Regions from separate parts of the Mus musculus genome. Here region 1 is linked to region 2. The links are chromatin loops, found by intact Hi-C in ENCODE. Cell type or tissue: left cerebral cortex. All regions are shown on one strand. Each heading gives the region's core, and the rest is flanking DNA. Links, peaks and the distances in the headings are about the cores only.

What was found. Peaks named below come from ENCODE experiments on the same cell type or tissue, not always from the same donor. Only the 100,000 strongest peaks of a DNase experiment are listed, where the experiment ranks them.
Region 1: a loop joins it to region 2, with 7 times the contacts of the local background. A loop is called at or near these places in 5 of 42 quality-filtered maps.

What each region holds. Positions count from the first base shown.
Region 1 is chr11:4,181,387-4,196,950 of GRCm38, forward strand. Tbc1d10a (TBC1 domain family, member 10a) reads left to right here and starts at 5,447. Exons shown (of 9, transcript NM_134023.1): 1 at 5,447-5,713. The coding sequence starts at 5,505. Sf3a1 (splicing factor 3a, subunit 1) reads left to right here. Exons shown (of 16, transcript NM_026175.5): 16 at 1-1,155. In left cerebral cortex, for the core only: a CTCF peak has its summit at 5,454; DNase peaks (open chromatin) are centred at 5,352 and 6,578; H3K4me3 peaks cover 2,064 bases; H3K27ac peaks cover 1,887 bases.
Region 2 is chr11:4,128,604-4,144,167 of GRCm38, forward strand. It overlaps Rnf215 (ring finger protein 215), which reads left to right and starts at 6,557. Exons shown (of 9, transcript NM_027859.3): 1 at 6,557-6,960; 2 at 7,211-7,354; 3 at 7,957-8,028; 4 at 8,109-8,194; 5 at 8,609-8,765; 6 at 11,136-11,255; 7 at 11,332-11,475; 8 at 11,695-11,797; 9 at 11,884-12,590. The coding sequence starts at 6,670. The coding sequence ends at 11,906. Ccdc157 (coiled-coil domain containing 157) reads right to left here. Exons shown (of 12, transcript NM_001164620.1): 11 at 15,423-15,511; 12 at 12,520-15,332. The coding sequence ends at 15,086. It overlaps Mir3060 (microRNA 3060), which reads left to right and starts at 10,761; the gene lies at 10,761-10,843. It also overlaps the pseudogene Gm11957. In left cerebral cortex, for the core only: a CTCF peak has its summit at 6,478 (motif pointing right); DNase peaks (open chromatin) are centred at 6,529, 7,229 and 7,486; H3K4me3 peaks cover 1,809 bases; H3K27ac peaks cover 1,699 bases.

The DNA.
Region 1 (15,564 bases), core at 4,431-6,930, 52 kb after region 2:
CTGGTTTTGAACACATTGAGGTCAGCCTGCTTCTGCCTCCCAAGTGCTGGAATTAAAGGCATGGACCGGCAAGCTTGACACTGCTTCCTGTTGAAGCACTTGTGTAGCACCTGTGGAGTCCTTGTGTGATTATTCTTGTTCGAGGTACTTAGGGCAAGTCACATGCCCTCCATCCCATGGCTCAGAGATGAAGAGTAAATCCAAAACATGTGCCTCGCTCTTGGTCACTAACTGCTGTCCTGATGTGGGTTATTATTTTTGGAGTTGTGGTCTTGTGGAGGCATGGGTGGTGTTGCTGTGTGTATTCAGAGGGAGGGGAGAGTGGAGAGTGTGTTGATAAGCTGTAAACAAAGCTGGTTTCTTTTTGGAGGACTGCATGTGCTGAAAGCTTCAGAGTTCCCAGTCCAGAAGCAGTATTCTAACTCCCAGCCCCTCCACCTTTTCCTTTCTCAGCCGAGGCCTCTACAGCACCAGTCACTTGGCTCCATTACACATTGTTAGGCGCACATTTAAGATCATTGATGTCATGCTAGTCTGTACCCCTGTGTGACTTGGCCTAGGAACTAGTGCAAAATTTGGTTTGTTGGTGTGCTTTTCTGGTTTAGGAGCCTGAAACAAGCACACTGTGCTAGAGACTAGTTGGGTAGCACCAGAAATCCCCTGGAGGGATTTCCAGGAGGAGGAGGGGGTACTGTTGTATGGGAGGAGCATCAGGAAGTCTCAGAGAATCCATGCCTAAGAGCTCCTTTTTGGTATTAAGGACATGGCATTATGTCAGGGCATATGCCTCTATAGATTGGCAAACCCCACAGTGCCTCTATGGCTGAGGCTGTGACATGAGACCAAGAATGTGACTGGGTAGAATGCAAGTGAATGGGCCCTTTGATCCAGGCTCGGGAGCTAACAGTTCCCAGAATTCCTGAATGAGTGCCTGTCCTGACTCACATTCACTTGGAGGCTCATTGACCACAGAGCCTTGTGACCTTTGGTGGCCACAGACCAAGATTGTTTTCTAGCACTGCATGTCCTACAGTCTTGTAAGTTTAAAAAGTGCTTATCCAAATGTAAGTTTTAACATTTTTATAAAAATAAGTTGTTCTATTAAAAAATAAGTATCATTTTTATATGTATTATGTATAAATTACTTTGGTCATACGCCCTCCATTATCCTCATCTTTTCCTAGCAAACACTTCTTTCCAACAAGTTTCCTCATGTTTGTGTCTGTGTGGTGTGTGTGTCCCACTGCATCTAATTAGGGTTGTTTATTTGATCAAGGCTAACTAATGGCTATACCACTAAAGAATATACCTTCCTCTTCCCAGCATCTGTTACCTACCTGTAGGTCTTCAAGGAGGGTAGTACCTTAGGGTTACCCCACTATCATCTCCCGTCCATGATGTTAAGTCCAGTTTCCTGCAGGCAGGCCTGGTGCTATGAATCCATAGGTACAACAGCCATATCATGATGAGCTCCGTTGACTACAAACAGTGCTGATAGATTGTTGCTTTCAGAGGACCTTAGTTCCCAGCATCCATGTCAGGTGGGTCACAACACATAATATACACATACATAGGGGAAAGAAAAAAAAAAACTTTAGAAGTGTTCTGGAGTTTAAAGAAATTAGCATTGAGAAGTAGAGAGATACTTCAGTTGTGAGAATGCTTACCAAATAAGCATGTGAACTTGAATTAGGGGGCCTACACCATACAAAATGGAGTCACATCACACCGTATGTTACCTCAGCACTGGGGGACAGAGACACAAAGATCCCGGGAGCTGAATTGCTGAGTTCATTGAAAGACTAGTTCAGAGAATAAGGTGGAGTGTAATTGAGGGAGACCTTGCCATTTCGTGGCTTTTCACACACCCATATGCACCTGTGTACACACATGTACCCTGACACACACCAAATGTGCCTTTCTTGTTTCGAGGCTTAAGAAGCAAATAACTGACATCTCTATTCTTTCAATGACTTTGCACAAGGACACATACTAATTTAGGACAGCCGTGAAAGTGTGCCATGGTTGAAACTGTTAACTCCACTGCTATCCCTGTAGGCTATGGTGGGGAACAAGACAAACATGAACTTGGAAGTTGTGAACACTTATTACCTGTGCCCACTGTTTACTGGGAATTACCAAGTATCAAGTGCTTAAGAACATGTCACACTAAAATCTCAAAATAAAGTTTGTTTTTTTTTTTCCTAGTATTTCATTTTACTGATGAGGAAATAGTCTAAAAGAAGCTGGGCATGCTAGTTCCAGCTCTTTGAATGTGATTAAGCAGGGCAATTGTTTGAGCCCAGGAGTTGGAAGGCAGCCCAAGTAACAGGCCCTGGTTCAGGAAGAAAAAAAAAAAAAGGGCCTTAGGCCTCAGAATGGTCTCTTCTGTTTCTGAATCTGCTACCCTGAGATTTCTGGGTATCTGTGTGGTGTTTACACTGTCAACTTGGACTAGATTTTGGAGTTACATAGGAGACAAACTTGTGGGCATTTCTGTGAGCTTGTTTCCAGGAAGGTTGACCTGGAGAGGAAGACCCACATGGGTGACAAGTTAGGGAAACCATTCCATGGGCTGAAGTGCAGGAAAAGAGCTGGTGGCACATGCCTTGTATCTCAGGGGTTACATAGTGGATGGAGACTTCTCTCAAGACAGGGCGAGAACAAGGAGAACTACTAACTACCCCCTCTCAGTAACTGACTGGATACTCAAACTGTGACCCCAAATACATGAGCCTCACTCACTAATAAAAGTACAATCTGTATATTTGCCCCTGGAAGGCTGAGTGATAAGGTGTTTGGGAGATAGAACCATAGGACCAAGATGAGGTCAAACAGGGATACTACATTATCTGCTGGTTCTATCTGGTTCCTCTCTCCATCCCTGGGATAGGCACTCTGTGCCTCCTGGGATCTCCGTTCAGCTATGGGAAGGAGGAATTTCCTCCCAGATAGTGTTTTAAGAGCAAAATGGCCTATGCCTGCACCTATGTCTGCTATTGCCATTTGTATGGAAAACCAGAAGCAATTGGAATGTAAACTGCAGGCCTTCAAGAATGTCAGGCTATGTGGCATCAAAAAAATGGGTGGTGAGTCATTCTGTGCTAAATCCCTTTCTTGGAGCTTGTTTCAGACTCTGTAGCTTGTCTCTCCTCGTTATCTAGGGAGAGTCAAATGACCCTGGGAAATTATACAAAAGATGAATGAGGAACCACTCTAAGAACTGACAAACTTTAGGACTGAAAGTTGTATGCTGGGGTCAAGTGCATAGGAGTGTAATTGGCCCAATTCTTTTTCTTTTTTCTTTTTTTTCTTTCTTTTTTTTTTTTTTTTTTTAAAGATTTATTACATGTGAGTACACTGTAGCTGTCTTCGGACACCCCAGAAGAGGGCGTCAGGTGGTTGTGAACCATCATGTGGTTGCTGGGATTTGATTGAACTCAGGACCCTCACATAAGAGCAGTCAGTGCTCTTAACCACTGAGCCATCTCTCCAGTCTCAATTAGCCCAATTCTAATAGAAGCATTTTGTGACAACTGAGGTTCTAGAACTGCCATAAACTAACCTGGGATCTTAGACAACTGACTTGACTTTATAGAACCTCGGTTTACCTACCTGTAAAATTGGGCAAGTATAAAAGTACTAAAAGACATGTACTAAAAGTGCATTTTCCCCCAAAGAAACTCCTATTCGGTAAAGGTCATTTCCAGTCCTCCCTCACTCTCTGGTAACCATTATTCTTTGTACCTACAGATTTGCTGCTTCTAGATATTCCAGTATCTATGATTATTAATGATTTTGTGTGTTCAGTTTTTGTTTGTTTCTTTGTTTAAGACAGGGTCTTGTCTTGCTTACCCTTTCTTTTTTGCTTTCAAGATATATCTACATTGCATACTTATTAGTGCTTTATTCTTTTCATGGCTGAATTATGTCCATTGTATGGACATACCACATTTATACACTCTTAATTGGTGAAAGTCATTTGAATATTTTTTCTTTTTCTTTTCTTTTTCTCTCTATTTGACCAGGTAGCATTATTTTCATTTTTCTTCGGTAGAATTTCCTAGGAGGAGGATGCAATGTTTGCACAACTCTGTACGGATGCTAAAGAACCATGGGACTGTACCTTTTTTTTTTTTTTTTTTTTTCGAGACAGGGTTTCTCTGTGTAGTCCTGGCTGCCCTGGAACTCACTTTGTAGACCAGGCTGGCCTCAAACTCAGAAATCTGCCTGCCTCTGCCTCCCGAGTGCTGGGATAAAAACCACCACGCCCAGCTTTGTACTTTTTTTTTTTTTTTTTTTTTTGAGATAGGATTTTTATTTGTAGCCCAGTCAGTCTGTCCGGAACTTGTAAACTGTTTTAGCCTACAGAGTACAGGCATCTGTTATCATGCCTAATTTATCTTTAATTTTTATGTATTTGTGCATGTGTAGGTGTGTCGGTGGGGTGATGGAATTTAAATATAGGAAGTATGTATATACCTTAAATAGATGGAAGTGGTGGTATGCTAACCATATTTCAATAAAACTATTGGGGAGTCAGGCAGGATAGCCCACATCTGTAATCCCAGCACTTGGGAGACAGGGAGGGCCCTAGACTACATAGTAAAGTCAAAGCCACTTTGGAGACCCTATCTCAAAGAAAAACAATACAAATCAACCCTCACCAGAAAGGTGTTGGGAAGAAAAAGGTAGAGCTTAGGTCTGATATATATATATGTGTGTGTGTGTGTGTGTGTGTGTGTGTGTGTATGTGTATATATATATATATATATATATATATATATATATAATTTGGTTTTGGGTTTTGGTTTTTCGAGACAGTGTTTCTCTGTGTAGCCCTGGCTGTCCTGGAACTAACTCTGCAGACCAGGCTGGCCTCGAACTCAGAAATTCGCCTGCCTCTGCCTCCCAAGTGCTGAGATTAAATTAAAGGCGTGAGCCATCTTGCCCGGCTGTTCTGTATTATTCTTATAGGGTCTCCCACGAGCTAATTTGCATCCCCCTAAGCAGAACAGCCAGGTGGTTCAGATCCCTAAGCCCACTTGCGTCTCATCACTGTTCTTGAAAATGACCTGGCGAAGTAGCGCTACCCACGACCCTGTTTCCCATGGAGGCAGAGACCTTAGGACCTCTAGGGAAGCCCTAGACCTTCTGCCAGAGAGCAGCAGCAGGTGACACACCAGCTCCGGGCCAACCCGGAAAAGCCAGACGAGCTAGTCCAGGTGAGTTTTTGTGATTGGCAGCCAGGGAAGGCGGGCCCTTGGTGACGGTTGTCCCGCCCCCTCACGTCGGTCCACTTGGCGCCAGGCTGGAGGAGGGGCGAGGCTCGGGACCCTCGGCACCCATTGGGCGCGTGGTGGGAGCTCCCTGGGTATCCGCCCCCAGCTTTGTGGCAGCCAATGGGCACAGTGCGTGGGAGGGGCGTCGGCAGCGTCGGCGGAGGCCGGGCGGCTCAGGCGGCTGAGGTGGCCGCTGGCGCTCTGGTGGCGGGCGCGGCCGATATGGCGAAAAGCAGCAGAGAGAATGGGCCGCGCGAGCCCGCAGCAGGCGGGAGCCTGTCTGGGACCCGGGAAAGCCTGGCCCAGGGCCCCGACGCCGCCACCGCCGACGAGCTGAGCTCGCTCGGCTCCGACTCGGAGGCCAACGGCTTCGCCGAGCGCCGCATCGACAAGTTCGGATTCATCGTGGGTTCGCAGGGCGCCGAGGGCGCGTGAGTAGCTCTGGGGTCTGGGCCGGGCGCGGGACCAGCACAGGCGTGGGCCTGACCCACCAACGTGTCTCCACTGTCCCAACCCCACAGATACGCCGCAAGCGGCAGCCTACTTTCTACCTACGAACAGAAAGGCCATTCCCTTCCTCCTGGTCTTCCCCAAACCGACTGATCCATACCCTCCAAGGAGAGTATCCCCGATGGGGGTTTCCCATCTCCAGCTCATAATCTCGCAGGTTACTCTGGCCTTAAAGCTTTGCCACCCCCTGACACGCGCACAGATGGCTGCCCCATACTTTGCCCACAGCTATTCTCCATCTCCCCCTACCCCACAGAATCCTTGTCTCGCCACCTCAGTATCGGCACCCCAGGAAATCTTAAGACTTCAGGACTCCGAGCTATTCCAGGTCGCGCTAACCCTTACCTCCAGACACATATCTCAGAAGGATTGACACTGGCCAGCCCCCTCCCAGAGGGTCCCATCTTGACTCCCAGTTTCTTTTCATCATGGAAAGGTCTCTCCTCATTACACACCCTCTGCCAAAAGGCAGCTTTGTCCATTGTCACAGGCAACAGGTGGGCCGACACTCCTTCCCAGTAGTTATAGGGCACCTCAACTCTAGGACTCCCCTGTCAGCTTCATCACAGGGGAGCCAGCCAGTAGACTCCCAGGCTGCCGTGTTTATGTCCTTCCTTCCCAAATCCAGATCTAGGACTGGAGAAGGAGGGAGACAGCACCCCACCCTTGAGCTACCAGGTACCCAGCTTTCCATTAGAGAAAGCTGAGGCAGGAGTAACACCTTCCCTCCAAGCTGAGCATGTTGGGCTACAGATTTGTACACAGCAGAACCCCTAGAAGCCCGCCCTCCCAGAGACTGCGGATGCGATCTGGTGGTCTCTTCAGGAAGATGGCCTCTAGATCCTGCTTTCATTCCACTTGTCTTGTGATAGGAGACTAGCGCCATACCCAGAACTGACAAGCCTCCCTGTCATAGTGTACCTCCCAGTTTATAGAGCCTCACAGGCACCATGGAAGCCCTACGCCAGTATATATTCTCCCTCTCCTCTGACTGATTGTGACTGCCCAGGATGTCCCCAGCTGTTCTTGGGACTTACAGAAGTGCTTGATTATCTTAAGAACCCACTCCATGAAGCTGTCCCATATAAATGTCACTTCCACCATATCACCCTCCCTCCCCAAGAGTCTCTTATTCACGAGGCCTCCTCCTCCTTAGAAGGAGAAAATTTTAAATCCAGGCCTCTGACCTATGTTTCCTCCCACCCACTGGATCTGTCTCTTCCAACCTTTCTTTCTTGCTCACATTAGACTAAGCCTGGTCCAGTTCAGAACCAGGAGAAGCCCTCATTCTCACCTTTCACCCTGTATGAGCTTGTGGGAACCTAGAGAGAGGGTTTAGGCTGTGTTTCAGTTGGGGCAAGATCATCAGGGACCCTTCCTGGGCCCTTCCTCAGGGATCAGGGGCCCAGGAAGGGTGAGGTCTTGAGGGGGTGGGAAAGGAATTCTCAGTTTTATCTGTGGGGTCTTGGACGTAACAGTCACGTTTGCTGGTAAATTCTAAAGCATGAGAACTCTTCTGTGGTTATTGGATTTTTACCCAGATTTCAGGGTGCAGGGCGATATGATAGAGTGAGGAAGGGCCAGATTTAGGGATCCTACCTGCTGGCTGTGTGACCTTGGGTAGATCTTGAGTCCCTAGCCTGTTTAGTCAAGGGAAAAAGTAGTGTGTATACCCATTGCTGCTGAGGAACATGAAACCGGATATATGGAAGCATCCCGCACCATGCCTGGCACAGGAATAGCCCAAGAAATCGCTTTCTTTCTCCTTCTAAGGGTCTGAGAAATGAAGAGAAAAATTAGGGCGTACCTCTGGTATTTGTGGGAAGAGACGCAATGGGAGCACCTCCCTTTGGCTCTCATCCCAAAAATCTCAGCCTGCTGTTCATCTTCTCCACCTTCCAATAGCACACTTAGGATACAACCCCACAGGTGCCCTCCACGTCTCTGATGTCTGTTAGGCCAAGTCTGAAGTGAGACCCTAGATCTGTTTCTGTCTCCCTGCCTCGTTTCCTTCAGCTTGTCCATTAGCAAAATCTCTGGTATCAGAGAACTTGGATCTTCCTTGTTTAGTTTATACTGTGTTTTGAAAAAAGCCAAAAGTAAGTCCCTGCCCAAGGCCATACGAGGGGAAGTTTGTGACCGCCCTGAACCTAGTCTCGTGGTTGAGGGCTAGGAGTACATGTGCTATCCCAGAGAAGTGAAACATTAGCACAAATGGCCTGCAGAATCCGGATGGAGACTCTGTCTCCAGATTAAAGGTCTGTTTCAGACATCGGGGGCCAAAGGTTGTCCCAGCACAGGTCAGTTTTGGTGGTTGTCAAGGTCTGTGGGAATAGGAAAGAAAACAGAGGCTTCCTCACTCTGGTGTCTGTTGCATACTGGCCTAAAGTATATCATAAAATTGTGAGCTGAGCTGGAATAGATCTTAAGAGATTGACTAGTATAGCCTTTATATAGAAGATAAACAGAGGCCAGAGAAGCAAAAACTTGCTTAAGATCACATAGCATATTACATACATAAGATCACATAGCATATTACATACATAAGATCACATAGCATATTACATACATAAGATCACATAGCATATTACATACATAAGATCACATAGCATATTACATACATAAGATCACATAGCATATTACATACATAAGATCACATAGCATATTACATACATAAGATCACATAGCATATTACATACATAAGATCACATAGCATATTACATACATAAGATCACATAGCATATTACATACATAAGATCACATAGCATATTACATACATAAGATCACATAGCATATTACATACATAAGATCACATAGCATAGAGCTAGAACTGGGATGCAGGATGTCAGACTCCCAAGTCAGAGCCGCCCCCAGCAGGAAATGAGTTGGCAGACAGGTAAAGTGAAGGTAACTAACAGGAGTCTGCCTGCCATCACCTTCCCTTGCTTCCTCAGCACTTCAGACACCCTCAGCAGTGTAGGAGGCTAACAGGAATGACCAGAAGGGTAAAGCATGTTGTCATTAGTCCAACGAGCTTAGGGCTGGACCAGCCAGGCTTATTCCAAGTCAGAGACTGAATGAAAGTGGACTTAGAGATGGCCCTATCACACAGACCAGTGTGAAAGAGCATTAGCCTTTCTTTCTCAGTCTGTTAGGGGAAAAGCTGGGGGTTCAGCACAGAGTTCCCTATGCTCTTTCACCTTTTCATTTTGCCATTCAGCCTGCTCTGTAGGGAACCTTTAGTGGGCTTGAAGTGTTCCCTGACTGCTCTTGAGCACTGGCCAAAAGCAAGAAAGCAGCTAGCCCATGAATGGCCCTGTGGGTGGCACAGGCACAGGCAGTGAAACCCCAAGAAGACCAGGTATAATGAGCAGGGAAGGGTAGGAAGGGAAGAGCAACCCGTCTGATGGTCTTTCTGCAGCTGAAAGTTGGTCCAGAGTGGTCCTAAGCAAAACCCCTGGTAGCTGAAGAGGTAAATCCCTAATATTCCTCTCCTTTTTCCATGTGACTGTCAGCACTAGCCTGAGGCTGGAGCTTCCTTCCCACCCAGCCTCAATCTGCTCAGTATGTAGGCCAGATGAGTCAGAAGTTATGCTCTTTGGGATCCTGTGGGCATTGGCTTCCTGTTAGGGGAGCAAATGATTTGAGCTGAGCTCAGGGAGAAACATCTGGAACAGCATGTTGTCTTCTTTAACCCCCCAGTTCCCTCTACTTCTAACCAATTACGTCAGACCAGTGACTTTGAAAGTCATAGAACTGGCTTAATTGGCATCCTTACAGATTGGGCTATGCCAGTTTTTGTAGAGGTGGGGCCAGGCCCCTCCTGGCAAGCCAGAGCCTGCCTGTTTGCTGCCGTGCCACCGCCACCTTTTTTACTTTGTAAGCTCAGACAACCCACTTCTCTTGGGCTTTGACAGGTCCCAGGAGAGCACGGAGCTGGCAGTGAGCATCCCTGGGTAGCCTGTTTGGAAGAATATGGCTGTTTATGTGCGGTCCAGGTTTCTGACTCTAGACCATGAGCCCCCCCCCCCCCCCCATTTGTTTCTTTCCATGTTCTTCTCTTGGCCTCTAAGGAAAATCCAGTTTGATGGCCCTGTTCTCAGACAAGATCTGACTTGGTAAAGGAGGAGCCAGCTCACCAGCTGCTGTCCTGGGAAGGTGCCTGTGTGTCCACTTGCTAGAAACCCTAAGCTGTGGGAAAGAGATAAGCGGTGGAGCCTGCTTGATGTTTTGTCTTCCCAGCATCTGGCCTGAAACATGACCTGGGGATGGGGGACAGCAATACCTGGCTGAGGCTCAGTCACCCAGTCTATTTCCCTCTCCTCCCTCAACCTCTGGAGCCTGCTTGTCTGTCTGACCTTGACCATGTTGCTTCATTTCTGGACCCCATTGTCTCACCCATGTAAAGGTTATACTAATACTGACCTTTGGGGCTTGCTGTGAGGTTTAAATGAACTGATGTGTAAAAAGAGCCTGAGACAGAGAGGTGCTCAGTGAATCTTCTTCCCTCATAAAGACTGGAGTAGTTAGAGAAGTAATGCACCTCCCATCTCAGGTTACAGTGAGGCCCTGCCCTGTGGGCAAGAGAGACCCATAATTCAGGTGAACCTCACTCTCCATTCTGAGCCCAAGCGCCTACAGAAAAGTGTGCCCCAAATTTATCACCTGATAAATCCTGAAGCAGCTGGACCAGGTAGGTTTTCCCTTCCAGGTCGGTTCTGTGGAGGATCCTAGAAGGGGGAAAATTGGCCTGGCTGCCCCACTGGCAAACCAGCAGACTGGGTTAGAAGCTCCTTTACCCAGGGTTTTAGAGCAGCTGTCAAAACTTGGGTTTCTCTTTCCTCTTTCCTTTCTCCACTTTTCCTACCCTGACTCTACCCTGCTCTGTTCCTTGTCTGGCTCTTTAGAGGCTGGCACAGATTGGCTCTTTACTTCTGCTTAGGTGGTGAGGTAGTCAGCCGATGCAGCAGCCTGGGGAGCCAGCCAGCCAGCCAGAGACTTTGTTTTGCTAGCTTAGATACTTACGCAGTGAGATTGTTTCCCAGACCCTCTTTTGAGTGTCTACTCTGCCAGATGCTGTGATCGGGGCACGCTGAACAAGACCTCTCTGTCTTGTTGCCCTCAAGGACTTCAGACTGGTTGGAAGACAGAACCACAAACAAATCTTAGCAATGTTGAGTGATAAAGGCTGTAATTGAGGTGTGCAGCTGCTCTTAGAGTCAACAAGAGGAAGCAGCAGCTTTGCCTACAGGAGCCTATGAAGAAGTGCCATTTGATCCCAGCACTCAGAAGTGACAAGCAAGGTTTTTTCATTGAACAGAGGACTTATGTGCAACATTCCACCAAAAAGCCAGCTGTTAAAGAAGTTTAGTGTGCTAAGAGCAGAGGTGGCAGGCAGGATGGAAGCAAGGTTAGGCTTGGAAAAGAGGCTAGACAGACAGCCTTGAATGCCAGCCTGAGACCTGTGTTTTAGAGGAGTTAGTTGTTGAAGATGGCAGAAAGAGGACTTAGATCTCAGGTGATGAGAGTATCATGAGAATCCAAGATGGGCCAAAAGAGCTCTGGTAGGACTCTGAAGAAATCTATAGCCAATGGGAGGCAGAGCCTGGCAAATCATTTAGAGCTTGATCGTGACTAGCCCCGTGAGTGAGAGGTGGAAAGGCCTCTTACAGGGCCTATCCTAGAGTCCTTACAGTGGGCTGCTGCTGACTTAGCTATGTCATATCCCTAAGGTGCATAGCTTGGCTGGAATGCCCAGGGCACATGAAGGGGCTCTTTGTGTCTTTCTAGCTGGAGAGAGAGTTGGCTGACCTGACTGGGGGAGGCAGGATGCTAACACTGGGCTTTGTGGTTGCTGCCTGGTAAACAAATTGGATGGTAAGAAAAGCTGCAAGGAGAGCCAGGCTCCTCTCCAAGAGGCTCGGAGTGAGCCTGAGGACAAAGGAGTCCTACCTTAGGGAGCTACAGCAGCTAGACAGGGGATTTGGGGCTTTCAGAGTAGTGTAAACTGATCAAGGGGAGGCAAATGACAACCAAGGCCAGTTTGAGTTAATGGATTTCTTCTACCTGGTTTCTTGGCTGGAACCGGTGAGTACTGGACCTATGAGAAGCAAGCTCTAGGGGCACACCAAGTTTTAAGAGATTAGAGATTCTGGCTGGAAACATGGCTTTAGGCTCCCATATGGAGAAAGTACTCTTAACTAAGTACAGGGGTACTTGGTACCAGCTTCCCAATTGACTCCTATGGTTCATGGCTTAAGCAAGTCCCCTCATTCAGTTACAGGGCTACTTCCCAGCATTTACTATGTGTGTAGCCCTGGGTCAGCTTCTGTATAGAAAGCAGTCTTTCTTTCAAATGACTTAGAGTCTAACAGGGAAGTCATACATTAGACAAGTAGTTACAGGTGCAGCTGTGTACAAAGGATTGTGAGGCTCAAACAAGATAACTGGATTAAGAACACAGTACAAACAAAGGCCTCTGAGCAGGAACCAAGAGACCCAAGTCCTAGGCCTCCCTGAGCTACTAAGTATCTGTGTGACCTTGAGAAGGCTGCTTGGTTTTTCTAAGCCTCAGTTTCCCTGCAGAGAAACTAGAGCTCATCCATCTCAAACATTCTGAGAAATGACCTTGGAAAACTGTTTTGGTAGGTAGCCCAGGACAAGGGCTTACTGTGGCACATTCTGCAGAAACCAGTGCTTCCAGAATATTTTGTCCCTCTTGTGTAAGATGCCCCTTTGTGCACAGGACCAGTGGTCTTCATAGATGTGGAAATGTGATCAGATTGAGGGATGTTTTATCTCTTTGTTTTTTTCTATCAGATTTGTCTTTCTTAATCTAGTTATTTTTTAAAAGCTTTTAGTTTTTGAGATTATAATAGAATTACATTATTTTCTCTTTTCTCCCTTCAAACCATCACACATACCCCAACCCTTGTTCAAATTTTTGTCATTCGTGTGTGTGTGTGTGTGTGTGTTCCTAAATATAAAATAACCTGTTGTCAGTACAGTGTTATTTATATGTCTGTTTTCCAGGCTCACCGTTTGGTATTGGATAACTAAGAGGTGAGCTCTTGCCTGGGAAAGACTATTGCACTCTTCAGCATTTCTTAGTTGTCTGTGGTTCTTTGTATAGGGATGGGTCCCTGTGTGCTTTCCTTCTTCCTCATTAGCATGTCTCGCTGTCAGCGCCGTCCTTGTTCAGGTCATGTTTGACAGCATGTTGGTGATACTTCCTGGGTATTTATTTATTTTTGAGACAGTGTCTCGCTGTGTTTCCAGTGCTGACCTGGAACCCCTATGTAGACCAGAATGGCTTTGAGCTCAGGGAGTTCTGCCTGACTCTGTCTCCTGAGTGCTGGGATCAAAGGCCTGTATCACTACACTGGCCCATATCATCTTAGTCTTTGGTAGCAGTTACAGAAGTAATGGGAAAAAGTTATTTGGCTTTGTGTACAGACAGGAAAACTGACTGAGCAATGGATGAAACTAGGCCTGCTATCTGGGGTCCCAATTTTCCACCCTACTAAAGCTGATAGCTTGTGGTCTCTCTTCCCTCTTCCTGTCAGCCCAGCCTCAAATGCTTACTTGTCCTAATAGGTCTTCTGTGTTGTTTTGGTAGCTGAGTTGTCACAAGGAAGAGGGAAGCTCTTTCTTGTCTCGTGTACACACACACACACACACACACACACACACACACTCCCTTACATGTATCCTGAGATGAGACAGGTACAGCTGAGTGTGAGGAATCCAGAGAGGGAACCTAGATTCTGGAAGGTCCTCCTCCTCGGTGCATCTGGGTCCTGGTCACTGTATGGATACAGCAATCTTCCTACTCTGCCCTCTGGAAGATGCTTTTTTTTTTTTTTTCCTTCCTTTTTCCTCCCTGGCTTGACTTACAGGGAAGGACAACCTGGATGTGAATCTGGGAAAGCCCAAGTTTAAGACATCAGCAAATTTAGCTTCCAGTCTTCCTTCTGACACTTTGGAGGCATGTGGCTACCTTGAGTCCTTCAACAGGACATTGGTGGCATTGGAGACAGAGGTGTTAGGAGGAAGACATCTGAAAAGCATCCAATACATTATCTGTCACAGAGGAAGGGCTCTGTGTCCTTGGTGCATCATGGTGACTTTCATACTTTTACACATGTGTTTTTAAAATTTATTTTGGGGTTTTCAAGCCAGGGCTTCTCTGTGTAGTGCTGACTATCCTGGAACTTACTTTGTAGACCAGGGTAGTCTCAGAACTCAGAGATCCATCTTCCTCTGCTTCCCAAGTGCTAGGATTAAAGGCATATGTCACTACACCACAAGAGCCAGGCAGATCTCTGTGCGTTTGAAGCCAGCCTAGGCTTCATAGTGAGGCTGTCTTGAGGTACACACATACATAAAGTAGACTCAGCTCTCTCCTACTTTCTCCCTCTCTCATTTGGGCTTCTAATGCAGTTATAAAGAAGTAAGTACAGGCATGAAGATTCAGCTCCCCTCGTGTGCTCTGCTCACTCATCCCATGGTCTTGGGGCTAAGGCAGGAGAGCTCAGGAGCTCCCTGACCTACCAGAGCAAGTTGGGAATTCCCCATTAGTTCCTTATTGAGTCATTTGTAGCCAGGCCCTCTGACAGCCCTGCCTCTGGGACTGTTCTTTCTTCTCTGTGGCCTGTGAAGAAAAAGCAGAAGTGAGAGCAGAAGTCTCCTGAGAATTTCAGGACCAGTGTATGGTCACAGGGTTGTCTGGTCTTGTACCCTGCTAGTAGTCACCTGAGGAAGAGTCTGCCTCATGATTACCACCGGCACTGTTGCCACCAGCACGCTCCCTTGATGTGCCTTGTGATCCTTTGTCCTGGCTTCCCAGTACTTCCTAGGTGACCCTTCCATTCTCTCACCTTTGCAGTCATAATGCTATTTTACAGAGGAGCTCGCATGTAGCCCAGGCTGTCCCTCGCCTTCTCTCACTTATTTCTGTGAGATGTGCTTGTCAGTATCGCCCTGCTTTATGTCACCAGAAGCCTAATCCCAGATTGCTAAAGTGACTTGCAAAATGTCACACTGCTTGTGGGTTGGAGTCCATTGAGCTCTCTAGTCTTTTGGGATCAAAGCTTGTGTGCATCCAGCTGAGTAGACAACACTGAGTCCTGAAGTTGGGTAGCATAGTCAGAGAAGAGCAGAGGGTCTAGCCTCCCCCGCCAAGGCTTGCTTGCTGTAAACCCTAGGCAGCAGTTATGAAATTCAGATTGCTGAAAATCTGAGTTTTCTCATGTTTCAAGTGGGGTTGGTAATTGGAGAATGACTCTCATGGGCTTTGTTACCAGGGTTAAATGAAATGATATCAATTGGATACTGAGCAGTGGCTGATGCTTAGCAAGTGCCTGGGAAGCATTATCATGGACATGCAGTTAGTTAATTGAATAGGAGAGCTGTAATGTTGTAAAAGGCCACTTGAAGCACATCTGAGCTCAGCCCTCACAACCTACAGCTGCTGTAAGGCTGCAGAGGGAGTGCTCCTAAGTGTTTATCTGTCTTGTCTCAAGGCAGAGATCAATATTCCCAGCTTGTTGCTGAGAACTCAGGCCTGAGGTCACAACGCAAATCGGTCACCATGTGTTCATCAGGGGCCAGCCAGGTACCAGGAACTGTTCTTAGCCTGAGACACGTGGCGAAGAATGGCCTGATGGGGCTCTGGAGAAGCAGATCTCCTCGAGGAATGCTGCCTCAGCAGAGCGCAGGTCAGGTGGGGAGGCCCGACCTGCTCTGCTGGACCGCTCACATTCCCCACACA
Region 2 (15,564 bases), core at 5,314-7,813:
GTGGTGGGATGTGTTGTCACTTGCTGATAATTAGTTGAAATACCATTATCTCCTTGTAACAGCCTTAAGAAACAGCCCTTTAAAGGCATGTATCTGTAGCTCTTATTCCCTACTATATATATACAGATTACATAAAGGCCGACACATCCACATTAATGTAAGCATTAAGCACTTGCTGTATGGGAAGATTTTTGTTCTAATACTAGCAGCACAGGGTTACAGTGTATTTTTTAACACTTAATCGCAGGTATATTGAATATAGCAAGTTTCATGGACTCCTGAAAGAAAATTATTTTTATTTAACTTTTTACTTTTTTTACTAATAACTTAAGAATGGTTCTGGTTAAGCATTGATATTTAGAAAGAAAAGTAAAAATCAAACTTGTTTACTGTTGCTCTTTGCCGTCTGGCAGCGTTTTACACACAGGCTTCCGTCTTCAGAATACCCTGGATTCCGTAGGAAAACCTTCTAAATGAAGTTTTTTACAATAGAAACTTCCCAGCAGTCAAAATTTGGACTGTAAAAAAAAATACATGCAAAACATACTTTTCTGGAAACACTTAACTTTGAACAAAGCGCCGAACTACACGAATGCAGAATGAAAACAGCATTTCAACTCCACCAAAAGTAGTCGGCATAAAAGGTGTAAAAGTCCCCTAACTTCACTAGGCACTGTTCACTTTTTAAACAGGAGACAATAGAAAATATTGTCCACAAACAATATCCCAGCTCTATGGCAGGTTTCAGAAAGTCTTCAACTTCATGCTTTAGTAGCGACGAGGTGAGTAGGATCGTGATGGAGAATGTGACCTGTATCCTCCACGACTGTAGTAAGGAGAAGGTGACCGTCTTCTGTAAGTCTCATCCCTGTCTTGAGCTGCTCTCCATCCACCTCCCCCACCTCCTCCTCTGTGTGATCTGCTGTAATAGCCCCCGCCATCATACCCCTGATCGTATCCTCTGTCATAATAGTCTCGGCGGTGTGAGCTGCCATAAATGGCTCTCCCCATATAAATTCCTGGTGTTGGGGTATGGGGCCTTTTTGTTATAGAGAAATCGACTCTAATTCGTCGCCCATCAAGCTCCATTCCACTGGCATGTTCTTTAGCTTCCTTGGCATCATCCACATTTTCAAAATATACAAAGGCAAATCCTCTTGAACGTCTAGATTGCTGGTCATATACAATAGACACATCAGCAATGGGGCCATAGTTAGAGAACACTTCTCTTAGGTCTCTTTCTGTGCTGTATAAGCTCAACCCAAACACGCCAAGACAACAGTTGGGGTCAGGATTTGCCCGATTCCCAACATGACGCCTTCGAGTAGACATGGGAGAATGGCTGTGGCTGTGGCGCCTGCCATAATCTCAGCTGTAAGACCTGCTCCGGATCGTCTATGCGAGCGAGATCGTGATCGTGACCTTGTATAATGCCTTCTAGAACTTCTTCTGGATCTAGACCTGTGAAAATTTCCCTGATCCGTGAGCACTTCCTCTTCGGGAAGCAGAACGGGAGCGCCATTGTTCTGCTCGCCCCTGCCGCTCATGACTCCGGGTGGGTCGCTGTCAAGAAAAAACCAAAACCAACCAACCAACCAAACAAACAAACAAAAAGTGCCTTTTGTACTTAGCATCCCGTAAGAGTCGTTTGTGCTGCAAAGCATTCATCTCTGGTGCGTGATAGTCTGCATATGAAGAATGCGCTCTTCATCTCTTCTCCTAGTCATAGAGAGCTGGGCTATGTCCAGTCTTTCACAGTGCAGTCTCGCTTTGTACATCACAGTGGGGTGGTTCTCAGCCAAGACCTTACATGGGAATTATCTCTCTGGAAACCCTTTTACAACTAACAGAAACAAGCCTGCCTCCAGTGGTACTGATACGGAGTGACTAAGTATGACTTAGGGGGCAGAGGTTTGGAAGTTGGACTGTTGATTTGAGGCAGGTCTCGCTATGTTGGCAGTGCTGGCTTTGACTCCTGGGCTCAGTCCCTCTGCCTCAGCCTCCTGAGGATCTGGGATTGCATGTGCCTGCCACAGCATCCAGTTTTATTGCTTGTTTGCAGACGGGGTCTCACTTTGTAGCTCAGGCTGACCTTGAACCCACAATCTGCTTGCTACTAAAATGCTTGCTATTAAAATGCTTAGTGTATGGGCATGTCCCAGCATCTTAGGATTAGTTAGGCTTATTTTTTAAGATTTATTTTTAAAAATAGTATTAATTGTCTGCGTGGATAATCATTATTCTATGTGGGACCGTGAAAGGCAGTCTGCTTTGGTTGAGTGAGGCTTGCTCCGGAGACTCAGTAGAAAACTCTACAAGGGACAGAGCCACGTTCCCAGAGACAGGTGCCTGACACCACAGAGGCCCCAACTCCATAATTCTGTAACTATCAGTCTGGCAGACAAATCCCTAAACCCCACCCTCACAGTTACCTGACAATAGCCAGGCATGCTCCTCTCCACAGCTACCCTGCAACTACAAGATAACCCAGCCCACTATGAAAGGAGCTGCTTGGGACCTCCTCTCTCTCTTAAGCTCTCACCTTTCTTACTCTAATCTCTAGCTCTCCTTCTAGCCTTCCCTTCCCCCCTCTCTCCACGTGGCCATGGCGGCCTCTTTCTTTTACCTTCTCTCTTTCTCTCTGCCTTTCTACAATAAAGCTCTAAAACCATAGACCGACTCTGCTCATCAAGGCCCTTAAGTGTTTGAACAATAGAACCGCGTCTAACCTCCCGCCAGAAGGCCTTCCTGCGCTCCAGCCACGGACTATCCAAAGACTCCCGCCTGCGTGGGAACCACCCAGCGTCCCCTCTCCCCCTGCCTTCTGCTCACTTCTGCCCTGAGGCTGACCAAGCTGCCCATGGGGCCTCCACTTTGTTCTCAGTTCTTCTGTGGTGTCCAGCGGCGTCTGGGATGCCCAAGACTGAAAGCCTGTTATCTCTGGCCTCTGTGAGACCCAGAGACCTCAGACTGCCTCTTGTCCACCTCCCGTGGGCCGGGGACCATGGCTTCCCACAGCCAGACACCCACTCTGGGCCGCTTGGAAAGCATACTGCAGTTCACCACGTCTGGCCACTCAGAGCACCGGAACTCTGGTGGGACGCAGGTTTTCTCCCACTCCCTTTATTCCCTCATGCCCACTGCTCTACAATTCTAAACTAGATACTTATAACTAGAATGCCTACACAAATGTATGCATCCGGTTTCCCTTGGAGAAAATAGTTTTCTAGTGTGGCTGTTCCTTGCTAGCACAGCAGCATAGCTAAATCCTAACCCCTCAGCTGAGCGGAAATTCTAATTCCCAAACAGTACCTGACATTGTCCGACTCCAGCTCACAGGACTTAAAATTCTTGGTTTTTTTTGCTCAATAGTTAATTCTGCCAGGTTGTGGTGGCACACGCCTTTAATTCCAGCACTTAGGAGGTAGAGGCTGGTGGATCTCTGAGTTCAAGGCTAACCTGGTCTACTTAGTGAATACTAGTCAGGGCTACATAGAGAAACTGTCTTGAATACTCCCCTCCCCTCAGAATAATTACTTTTAGTTTTTCAACACCTCCCACACCACGAAGGACTGAATCAAGGGCTCATGTATGTAAAGCACGTGTTCCATCTATGACCCACATCCTCGGCAGACTTTCCACATGTATAGACCATTCTTGTCCCCTTGTCCATCCAGTCCTATTGATGGTGTCGCCTTCGTTTACCTGAGCGTTATACATTCCGGGGATGAGTCGTTTAGCTACAAATATTTTCTTCAAGTTTGGGGCTGAGGTTTCTACCACTTTACTTATTTACATCCATGCTCATGGAGGGTTTTTTGTTTGTTTGTTTGTTTGTTTGTTTTTTTGGTTCATGTACATGTCTTCCTAGCTGGATCTCCACTCATACACTGAGGCAGGTCTTTCACTTGGACTTGAGCTAGCTAGCTTAAGGGGTTCTCTGTTTCCAGCTTCAGGAGCTGGGATTATAGCCCAGTGGCCACCTAATATTTAAACCAGTGTTTAGAGGTGATCGCTGGTTCCCACACCTGCACCGCAGTCTCCCCTGCTGAGTGGTCTCCCCAGCCCTTCTTTTGCCTTAGTGTGCTATTTTTCACTTTATCGTGGGCACATTATTTATTTTTAAATACTATTTATTTATTAATACTTTTTGTCCAATAGGGTTCCTATAGCTGTGATAAACACCATGACCAAAAGCAACTGGGGAGGAAAGGGTTTACATGGCTCTCACTTCCACATCATAGTCCCTCACTGAAGGAAGTCAGTGCAGGGATCTGGAGGCAGGAGCTGATGAGGAGGCTATGGAGGGATGCTGCTTACTGGCTTGCTGGCTTGCTCCACATGGCTTGCACAGCCTGCTTTCTTAGAGAACCAAGAACCCTGAGGTAGCACCACCCACAATGGACTGGGCTCTCCCCTGTCAATAAAGAATGAAGAAAATGCCCTACAGCCTGATCTTATGGAGGCATTTTTGGGAGTGGGGGTTAAGATGGGGTTTCTCTGCATAGCCCTGGATGCCCTGGATGTCCTAGAACTCACTCTGTAGACCAGGCTGGCCTTGAACTCAGAGATCCAGCCGCCTCTACCTCCTGAGTGCTGGGATTAGGGTGTGGGCCACCATTGCTTGGCTTGGAGGCATTTTCTTAACTGAGGTTCTCTCCTCTCATATGACTCCAGCTTGTGTCAGGTTGATATAAAACTGCCCAGCACATTTTTATATCTAGTTCTGCATGCAAGGAGATCGCATGTATCATGGCACATGTGTGGAAATGTACGTCAAAATATGGATGTGAGTGGGGGAATGTCAAGTCATGGGTGAAGGCCAAAGGACACTGCAGGAGTTGGCTCTCTTCTTCTGTCATATGAGTCCCAGGGATAAAACACAGGCCCTCAGGTCACCAGGCTTTACCCACTGAGACATCCTACCAACCCTATTTTCTATGTAAGAACTTTTTTCATTTTTATTTTATTCTATGAGTGTTGGCCTGCTGCACAGGCATGAAGTGTACCATACACATGCAGTAGCCTACAATGGCCAGAAGAGGGCGACAGATCCTCTGAGACTCTCAAGCAATTGTGAACTCGCAGTCCATGTGGGTGCTGGGAATTAAACCCAGATCTTCTGAAAGAGCAGCCAGTGCTCTAATTACTGATCCATCTCTCCAGTTGCTACACACGTCATTTAACATCTTTTTTTTTTTTTAAAGAGGGTCTCACTGTATAATAGGCTGGTCTCAAACTCCTGCTTTACCCTCCCAAGTGCTGGGATTACAGGCATGCCCATCATAATGTAGTTTTTCTGTCATTAAAAACAAACAAGCCGGGTGTGGTGGCGCACACCTTTAATCCCAGCACTTGGGGGGCAGAGGCAGGAAAATTTCTGAGTCGGAGGTCAGCCTGGTCTACAAAGTGAGCTCCAGGACAGCCAGGGCTACACAGAGAAACTCTGTCTTGAAAAAACAAAAAAACAAAAACAAAAACAAACAAACAAAAAAAACAAGACCAAAAAAACAAACAAACAGCTCTCAAGCACTTGAAATCATCAAAATCGTGTTCTCTATTAAAATGTTAAAGTTGTATTTGAGTCTTTAATTCACATGGTTTTCCTTATGCACGGTGCAGTAGGGGTCCAATTTCACGTCTTTTCCCGGTGGTACCTAACTTTGTTGTGATTTAGCAAAGAGCAAGCCATAGCACCTCCTCCCAGGTCCCCAAGTGCAATACCTCCTCTGACAACCAATTTTACATATGTGCTGACTGATTTTATGTCAATTCCCTGTTTGCAGGCCAGCCGAGCTTCTTCTCTACATCTCTGTCTCCTTCTGGGAATATTTTAGTCATTGCATCCTGGTGGCTAACCAGGTTTCTATTTTCTGTAGATTTTAATATTTTATTACAAAGTGGGAGGGGGTGTTGCAGCTCATTAGCTCTTTGCCCTTTTATCAGGGTACAATTTGTAAAAGGCTCAGGTTTCAGATTGAGCCAGCTACCAGCAACCACAAACCTCTGGGCTGAAGGACAAATTTTCGGACAAAAGCGGAACCTTCTCATTCCAGTAAGCACTGGCGATCATGTTAGAAGCAAGGCAGTGCAGGTTTAGATCAAGTCCATTTTACAGGCGAGGACAGCCCAGTGCTCCGTGCCACTATGGCTCTGCCTGGTTTGTACAGCTTCGTGTGCCCAGCCCTCCTCCCTGCTCCTTTAAAACCATGGCCTCAGTCTCCCCATCTGCTTTCTGTGATTCTCTGCAGCCTGCTCGCTGATCCCATGAAAGAACACTGACCCAGAGGAGGATGAGACATAGCCTTGACAACACCGTAGGTCAATCAGCCCAGACCCTTATACCTCCCTCGCCCCTACATTTCTCCAATCCTGAGACAACCGCACCTATCTCCACTGACAGACAACTTGGTGAGCTCTCCAAGGCTCTAAGGTATTTGCTCCATCGCAGCTCCTCAGGCCTCCTACATTAGGTTTCTCAGGAGCCACCAGGAGGCGCTCTCGCTGTCAAGCACCAACTCAGCCCCCCCCTCCCCGCACCGCCCCCTCCGGCTGCGGCCCCGCCCCTCCCGGTGCCGAGCCCCGCCCTGTCCGGCGCGGCCTGGCTCACTCTGTTCTCCCGGTCCCCGGGACCTTAGACTACGGCCTCGCCACCTCTCCGGTCGGATCATGGGCTCTGCCGATCGCCCCGCGCTGAGGTCGCCTTCGTTGCCGCCCCCTCCCCCATCGCCGCCGTCGCCGCTGCTGCTACTGCTGCCTCTGCTGCCTTTGTGGCTGGGCCTGATGGGCCCGGGAGCGGCGGCGGACGGCAGCGAGCCGGCGACCGGGGAGGGACGGGGCGGAGCCCGCTCAGTGCGAGTGGATGTGAAACTGCCGCGGCAGGACGCCTTGGTTTTGGAGGGCGTCAGAATCGGTCCGGAAGACGGTCCGGAACCTCTGCTGGGTGGCCGCCTGCTGCTGGTGAGCTCAGCCCCGCCTAAACTTGCCATGACCCTCGGATAGACCCCGCTGTCTTCATCCAGAAGCTAGCCCTTGACAGCCCAGAATGCTACTACTTCCCAGCCTTCAGGAGTTGGCAAACCTGACAGCCACATGCCCCTTCCACACTCATTCCCGTACCCGTACCCTGACCTTGCGTGCTTTGTGGCAGACCCGGGCTGCCTCTTCTATTCCCCTTGCCTCCTTCTTTTCATGGCTCCTCGTTACACAGATGGATGTCGTGGATGCTGAGCAAGAGATACCCGTAGATGGCTGGATTGCAGTGGCATATGTGGGCAAAGAGCAGGTCGCCCAGTTCCACCAAGAGAATCAAGGCAGTAGCCAGAAGGCATATCCCAAGGCTCTGGTCCAGCAGGTGCAAAGGGTGTTTGAGGGAAGGGGAGAAAGAAAATGCATTCGAAACATCTGCTAGAGCCAGGCTAACAGGTGGCCTATGAGGAGCCTTTCCAGAGAAGCCCTGGGCCCGAGTGGGTCAGCAAACACCAGTATGGAGCATCAAAGCAGTGTGATGGGGAGGAGGTGGAGAGACTTGCTGGGGAAAGTGGACCTGCTCTGGTGATAGGAGCTGGCAAGGGTGGAGAGCTGCTTTGCTAGGACTAGGGCCAATGAAAAGAATTTTGGATCCTACAGAATGAAAGGAGCATAAGTTTCTCACACACATGATAATGTACAAATTTCTTAAAATCAAGAATATTCTTTATGTAACTATGGTGTAGGAAAGTTAGCATCTATAAAATGTTGTGATCTATGTTCCATAACTAAATATTGCCTTAGTCCACAACCATCGTGTGTTGCCTTTGGCTGTCATTATCTCTTCGGCCTCCAAAACCATCCCTTAGCTTTGGCTTGACTTCAGGGAGCTTATAGCTAGTCTATCCAGATGTCGGGCTCCTGAGAGCTGGGGCCGTGGGTAAGGCAGGTGTGTGACAGCCTCCCACCTTCCGTCTTCCCTTGCAGATGCGTCGAGCCCTTTTCCTGGGAGCCTCTGCCCTGCTTCTCCTCATCTTAAACCACAGTGTGGTCCGAGAGGTAACCTGGCTTGGACTGTGAGGGTGAGCAGGTGAGGGGACAGGGGCCGGAAGCCTGCTGACCCTGCCTGTCTCCTGCAGCTGGATGTATCCCAGCTTCTGCTGAGGCCAGTGATTGTTCTCCATTACTCCTCCAATGTCACCAAGCTGTTGGAGGCCCTTCTGCAGTGAGTTCCGTTTGTTCTGGGTGGTCTGATGCCTGAGTGCTGTGGGTCTCTTGCTTTTCGATGGGCTCTAGGGGAGGAGACTATCTCTGAAGAAGGCCCTTACCTGTTGGCCCTTAAACTCCTAAGGTTGAAACTGGGGGATGGCATGGGAAGGAGAGGCAAGATCTGGGAAAAGAGCTGCCCTATGGGCAGAGGGGACTAGTCCAGCATGAGGAAGCTGGATGCCTGGCTGACAGGCTATTCCTTGGTCTGGCTGCGTAAAAACACGGGCAAAGAGCAGCCAGGAAAAGTCTGGGAGCCAAATCAGAAGGCCTATGGCAACAGTGTCCTTGTGTATCCACTGCAAGAGGATGAGTGTAGGCCTCCCTTCCCAAAGGCCTTCTGTCTGCTTCCCACCCATGACTCTCCTCTCAGGAGGACCCAGGCTACTGCTGAGATCAGCAGTGGAGAGTCCCTTTCAGCCAACATCGAGTGGAAGCTGACATTGTGGACCACCTGTGGTCTCTCCAAGGATGGCTACGGAGGCTGGCAGGACTTGGTGTGCCTGGGAGGTGCTCAGGCCCAGGAGCAGGTAGGCCCAATGGATCCTAGGACAGCCCTACATACATTCGGCTGATTACTTAGAGTGGATCATGTAGTAGTAGATGATTAGCAGTGCCATGACAGTTGGCCTAGGTGGTGGGCAATGGCTGCTGATGCCTTCATGGTCTCTGCTCAGTGTGGCCTTCACAACTTTCTTACTTGAGCCAGTTTTTCCCCAATGGGGATAGAACCAGGGCCATGTACATGCTAAGCAATGTACAACGCTTCTGGTAGACAATGTCACCTCCACTGGGTCATGTCTTGCCACCTACAGTGTGCCTTACTCTCCAGCTCCCATACGCACCCTGACTTCCTGCCTCTGGGCCCGACCAGTGATTGGTATTCGATCCTCTTCTCAGTCCTCCGCTGGCTCGTGGACCCCTCATCGCTCATTTTGCCTTCCTGCTTTGAATGTTTGCTCCTCTGCTCATAGCCCCACTGTCTGCTCAGCATGCCTGGGCTGTGCACTGCCATAGAAGCTCTAAGCCTGTATGTTAGAGAGAGTGACTGTGTGTCCTTGTGGCTATGGCTGTGTTTTGTGTCCACATCTTCCAGTGCTTGTCTTCCAGGGATTCAAGGTGTTCAAGTCCACAGCATTTCTTGAACCCCAATCTGTACAGGTTGAAGGGAAGTAGACATACTCTCTTCTTCTACTGCATAGATTCCAATAGTTTGTGATGTGGGCCAGTTTCAAGTCAGACAGGTTAAAACCCTGGCTCCTAAACTTTAGGTGAACTACCTAAGCCAGGTGCTTTCCTGTTCTCTCTCTCTCCTCCCTCTCACTCTCTCCTCCCTCTCTCCCTTTCTCTCCCCCCCCCTCTCTCTCCCCTCACTTATTGGGGGGACGGGAAGCATTTGGTGAAGGGCAGAGGGATAGGTTACATCTGGGAGAAGAGCAGGCTGGGGAAGGGCCTCTGTGGCCTGGAGGTGAGAATGTATAGCTTAGTCCAGGCTGGCAGGGACAGAGGACAAAGCTGAATAGCTGAGAAGGTACTGCCAGCCAAGATGGGGGTGGCTATTCCATGTTATACAGCCATGGCAGGTGAAATGTTCAAATGATAGCCGGGCAGGCATCTCTAGGAACTGCCCTGAGCTGGGAATGTGGAAGTTGCGCTGAATCAAGTCCTGGCTGCTCCAGACCACAGGCTGCAGAGAGGCTCTTCTTGATGGCTGACTGGCCTGCCACACTGTAGTACACACTGCACAGTAGTCTGCACTGTGGCCAGGGAGCAGCTAACCACTGTCATTCCGTAGGGCTGACCCACAAGCTGGCAGCAGGCACAAGCTCTTCCAGGTCAAAGCAAAAAAGACCTGAGCCCAACCTTGGGCTCAGACTAGATGCCACCACTCCACTGTGATTAGAGGGGAAAGAGGCCTCTAATGATCCCAGTGCTGTCACCCCAAGCAAGGGCTGGTTTTGCTGCATTCACAGCTCCCAGACTGGTCTAGGATGGTAGCTCTTTTGTCTGGTCATTTTGACCCTTCTCCTTTGCTGTGATGGGAGTCAAACCTATGTTAGGAAGAACAGTCCCAGGATTTATAGGGCTGTTCGGACATCCCCCCCGTCTGCTGTGACAAAGAGCTACTAGGAAAGCTGAGGACTTTGAAGTGAATTGTTTTTCAGTCACAGTACATCTAAACTCGGTGTAAAATGGTGTGCCTGGGTGGGAAAGCCCCTGTGGCTTGCTGCTTCTGCCACTTCAGTTTCATTCCCCCAAAGACTGAGTCTCCAATATGACTATGTCATACTAAAGGGCCTGGAGGACTACCCAGGACAGCAGCAAGAGAGCCCATGGCCTATGGGTATGAGGAGGGCTGGGCAGGGGGAGCACTTACCCTGAGCGTCAGGGGATGCTCCTGGAGCAGTAGGTCAAAGGTGTGAAGAGAAGGGACAATGAAGATCAATTTTCATGACAGGGGAAGTGTGGCAAGGCAAGGGACAAAGGAGACCAAGGCATGGCTGTCAGATTGCTGGTGATGTCCTGGGCGTGGGGGTGGGGAGTGCTTCGTGCTTCTGGTTGAAGAGAAAATGACCATAGCACAGAAGCACTCCCACCAGCTTTGTCTGTGGCTTCAGGTGACCATCAGCTTAGATGACGGTGAGTGGAGGATGTAGGGACTGAGAACAGCCGAGGAGGAGATCTGTGCTGGGGCACAGTAACAGGGTATTAGGGAGACATGCGACTCTCCATGGAGCTGGGGCAGACCCGGGAGAGCACATAGGCCAGTGGCATGGAGACTTCAGAAGAGCAAGCGAGGGGCTTCCACAGGCAGAGCCCCTCAGTGTTTCGGGGGTTAATATCCCTGGGGGAAGCATGTGGAGCGTTCTCAGTGCCCTGACATCTGCCTCCCTTCGCAGAAGCCCCTGCAGCAGCTATGGAACGCCATCTTGCTTGTGGCCATGCTCCTGTGTACAGGACTTGTGGTTCAGGCCCAACGGCAGGCGTCAAGACAGAACCAGCAGGAGCCTGGAGGCCAGGTGGGAGCCAGACGGTGGAAGCCCTCATACCCGCAGCCCTTGGGCCTGCAAGACTGTGGCCATCTTCTTCCCACAGGAGGATTTGTTCAAACGCCGTGTGGTTCGGAGGCTAGCATCTCTCAAGACTCGGCGCTGCCGGCTGAGCAGGGCAGCACACAGCCTTCCAGAGCCGGGCACTGAGACGTGTGCTGTGTGTCTAGATTACTTCTGTAACAAGCAAGTTAGTACCTAGGCACAGTCAGCTACAAGCTGGCCTGTGGCGTCCCCAATCCTGCTCCCAAGAGACCCTCAAATCTCCAACCAGGACTGTCTTCCAGTCCTTATTATGGCTGGCAAAAGCATACCTGGCAATGGCCTAAGAGTGCTATATGCACAGTCCCGGTGAAGGGCACAGGTCTAGCTCCCATCTAGAGCCTGTGCCCCTCCTCTCACCCTGTAGTGGCTCCGGGTACTGCCCTGTAAGCATGAGTTCCACCGAGACTGTGTGGACCCCTGGCTGATGCTACAACAGACCTGCCCACTGTGCAAGTTCAACGTCCTGGGTGAGCACCAGGGGCCAGGTGGGATCCTGGGCTAACTCCCTAAGCCCCACCTGATGCCTCTTTCCCTGTCTTTCCTTTCCTTACAGGGAACCACTACTCAGATGACTAACTGCCCCAGTGGAAAGTCTGCAGTTCGGGACGGACCCTTCCCAGCCTACACTACAGGAGAGTGGGATGGACAGACCAGCTAGCCCTGTGGGCAAAGGAAAGGTCCCACCATGCCCATGGCGGGTAGAAGGGCCTCCCAGCTCCAGGCTGAACACAGAGCCGGACCCAGCAGGCAAGGAGAAATCATTAAGAGCCCTTCTCTGCAAACCTGGGGTATTTGTGTCTGTCCTCATAGGCGGCTCCCACAACTCTGGGAAGAACATACGGCCATTACACCTGTCCCCAGCACTCCGGAGCGTCAGTGTTGAGTTTTATGCTATCTATTGGGGGATAGATGAGGGGAAAGATGTGTGGCCATGGGACCCACTGGCAGGAACCTGTCTTTCAGGCCAGGGCCTGATCAATGACTTTAAAGTGAGCCTGCTCCGTGACCTGCTGCCTGTCCAGCTGAGTTCTTCCAGGCTGGCTGGGTTCAGAGGCCTTAGAAACCATCTAGTGCTGTATTTCTTGGTTGGGCTAAATGTTACTGACCAGGATACTTGAGGCCACAGAATCTATGTGGTGCATCTGCAAGGGCATCATTAAAAGGAAAAAACAAAAACACAAAACAAATGTTTGGGTAGGGAAGTTTTAATAGTAAAATAAACATGGAATCTATTTTAACATAAATCTGTTAAGACATAAATCTGTGTGATGCTTTAAGATATTAAGGAAAAGATGGGTATGTGGTGACATATGCCAATAATCCCAGAAACATGGAGGTGGAGACAGGAGGATTCATAGTTTAAGACCAGCTGGGCATAGCAGTGCACCCCTTTAATCCTAGCACTGGTAAGGCAGAAGCAGGCAGACCTCTGTGAGTTCAAGGCCAACCTGGTCTACATAGCGAGTTCCGGGACAGCCAGCACTATACAGAGAGACCCTGTCTCAATATAACATCACAAAACAAAAAGTTCAAGGCTGCTGGGCAGTCCCTGCAATCCCCTTGTTCTTTGTCCTCTGGGAAGGGAAACCAGAGGATCATGAACTCCTGATCATCCTTGGCTGCACAGGGAGTTTGAAGTCAGCCTGGGCTACTCTCAAAAAGAAAAACAAACAAAATACCAGTCACCTTGGTTTCTCTTGCTGGGAACAGGTAGAATTCTTAAATTCCTCAAGGCCTTGCACTCCTGGGCTGCACAAACATACCTTGCATAATCTTTAAAATATTGACTCTAAGACATTTTAGCCCCTGTGAACAGGTTATGTAAAGTGACCTTCAGATGAGAGAGGCAAGGACTGGGGCATGGGGAGCTGGTAGAGCACTTGCCTAGAATGCACAAGGGCCTGAATTCAGTTCCCAACACTAAACACTAACAATAAAAATGAGGAAAGCATCTGACCAACACACAAGCCCACGGAAAGCAGGAGGAAGTAGAGGACCTTGGGGCATCCCATACAGGACACACATTGTCTGCTGCACACCCTCCATTTCTTTCTCTTTTTCTTTTTGAGACAGGGTTTGTAAGTGGCTCTGGCTGTCCTGGAGCTTTCTCTGTATACCAGCCTAGCCTCAAACTCAAAGAGAGACTCCTGCTTCTGCCTCCTGAGTGCCAGGATTAAAGTGCTACCATGCCCACCTCTGCTGCCTTCTTGAAGATGGGTGGTACCAATAAGAAGCCAGGCAAGGAAGGCTCCTTGAAGCAGCAAGGCTCCAACCCCACAGCCTAAGCCTAAGCCTAAAGCTCTGTCACAGCCAGGAGCTTGTAAGAGGACTCTTGCCCAGAGCCATCTAAAGGAGCCATCCTGAGTGATACCTTAGTTTCCCCCTCTGAGCACCCTGAGCAAAGGGCCTGATCAAATAGATGGACTTCTGGACTTTTTTGATTGTTTCCTATCGTTTTATGCCTGTCCATGTGTTGTCTGAGTTAGGTCCTTGCTATATGGCATAGGCTAGCCTCAAGCTCTCAGTCTTCCTGTTTCAGCCTCCCTAGGGTATGTGTCACCTAAATGAGAAGGATCTGGCCTACTGCCTGGCACAAGCGAGAGTGAGTAAGTAGATGCTGACTCAGCAGAGGCATGGGATCTTCAGCAGTCACAGGGCCTCTCTCGGGGAGCTGTGCCCAAAGCTGGCTCTCCCCAGGTAGAGTGGCTCAGAGCCTCCAGTCTCCCCCAGAACCCTTGGGCTGTTAAGAAGCAGAGTTGGGCCAGCAGTAGTGGCGCACACCTTTAATCCCAGCACTTGGGAGGCAGAGGCAGGTAGATCTCTGTGAGTTCAAGGCCAGCCTGGTCTACAGAGCTCTAGGACAGCCAGGGCTGCACAGAGAAGTGCTGTCTTGAAATACACCCCTCTCCAAAAAAGAAGCAGGTTGGGAAACCTTCACTATTGACTTAGGCACTCAAACCTACACAATAAATAATGCCACCCACACTAGGTGAGTGTGCCCTGAGAAATCCTCAGTAAAAATTTAGAGCCTGTCCATCACAAACAACACAACTCAAGGTAGGCTAGTGGCTTGCTTAGAAGAATGACCACTGTGTGCATGGTGTGGCTGGTAGCATCCTTGCTCCATCTTGTGTCATCCTGTAACTGGGTGAGCCCCACGGCTGGCTAAGGTATCCAAAGGCCTGGACTGTCCTCCAATGATTTGGTGGGGCTCTGACTTCTAGGACTTAAGAGGGACTTCCCAGTTGTTCCTAGAGGAACAAGCTCCCGGTGAGCTGCCTGGTGCCCTTTGGTCCTGTATCAGATGTAGAGCCCAGGTGGAAGGCAAAGGCAACACTGCTCTCTGCCTGCCTTGCTGAACCAGAGGTCCAGCTCCTAGCCTAGCTCGTTGTTTCAGATGTGTCCTCATACCCCAAGCCCTACCCCGAGTGCTGGCCAATGGATGTGGAGTTACCCCTCAGCCGTTTCTATGGGACACAAAGGCTGGGCTTCACTTGGCTCAGATGCTGCCTCTCAATGTGGTCCTCCCACAGCGCCTGCCAGACACAGACAGGAAGCTCCCAACTCACGCGAGGCTACCATTGGCCAGCAACCAACATGGTGGGATCACGGAGGACCTTACCCAACAAGAAGGGGAGGTCTGTTCCTCCAGCTCAGCCACACTGAGGCCAAGATCGCAGTGGGCAGATGGCTGGGGCTTTTATTCCATGGGGGACTGCTAGCCACCTGCCCTCCAGCCCTACCCCTGCTGCGGGTTACGTGGGCCGCTCCTGGGGCTGGTATGTAGAACCAGCCTGACGGTTCGGTGAAAGCTTTCTCCTCAGCCTGGCCAAGGCCCTTATGGGATTCTGGGTGCAGGATGCTGAATGACTTCCATCCCCCAAAGAGAACTTGCTGGGCAAGCCGCCGGGCTGCCGAGACGGGGATGTACGGAGCCCGCCAGGATGGGTCCTGCCTGTGCTGCTTGTCCTGCTGCCAGGAGACTGCCGTCTGCCTGTCAACCTAAGGGAAGAAAGGAACAGCAACCCTGTGATCAAAGGCACCATAGCACTTATGACTTATCCGCCTGGCCTCAAGGAAAGCCTTACTCACCCTGAGAATGCACTCTGGGCCTGGGCTGGAGGGGTTGCTCCCTGGATGCCCTTGTAGGGAGGGGACCAGAGCTGGCCCTGCGGGACCATCTGCAAAGAAGGCAAAGTACAGAAGGGCGCAGGAGTCCCTCCCTACACTATAG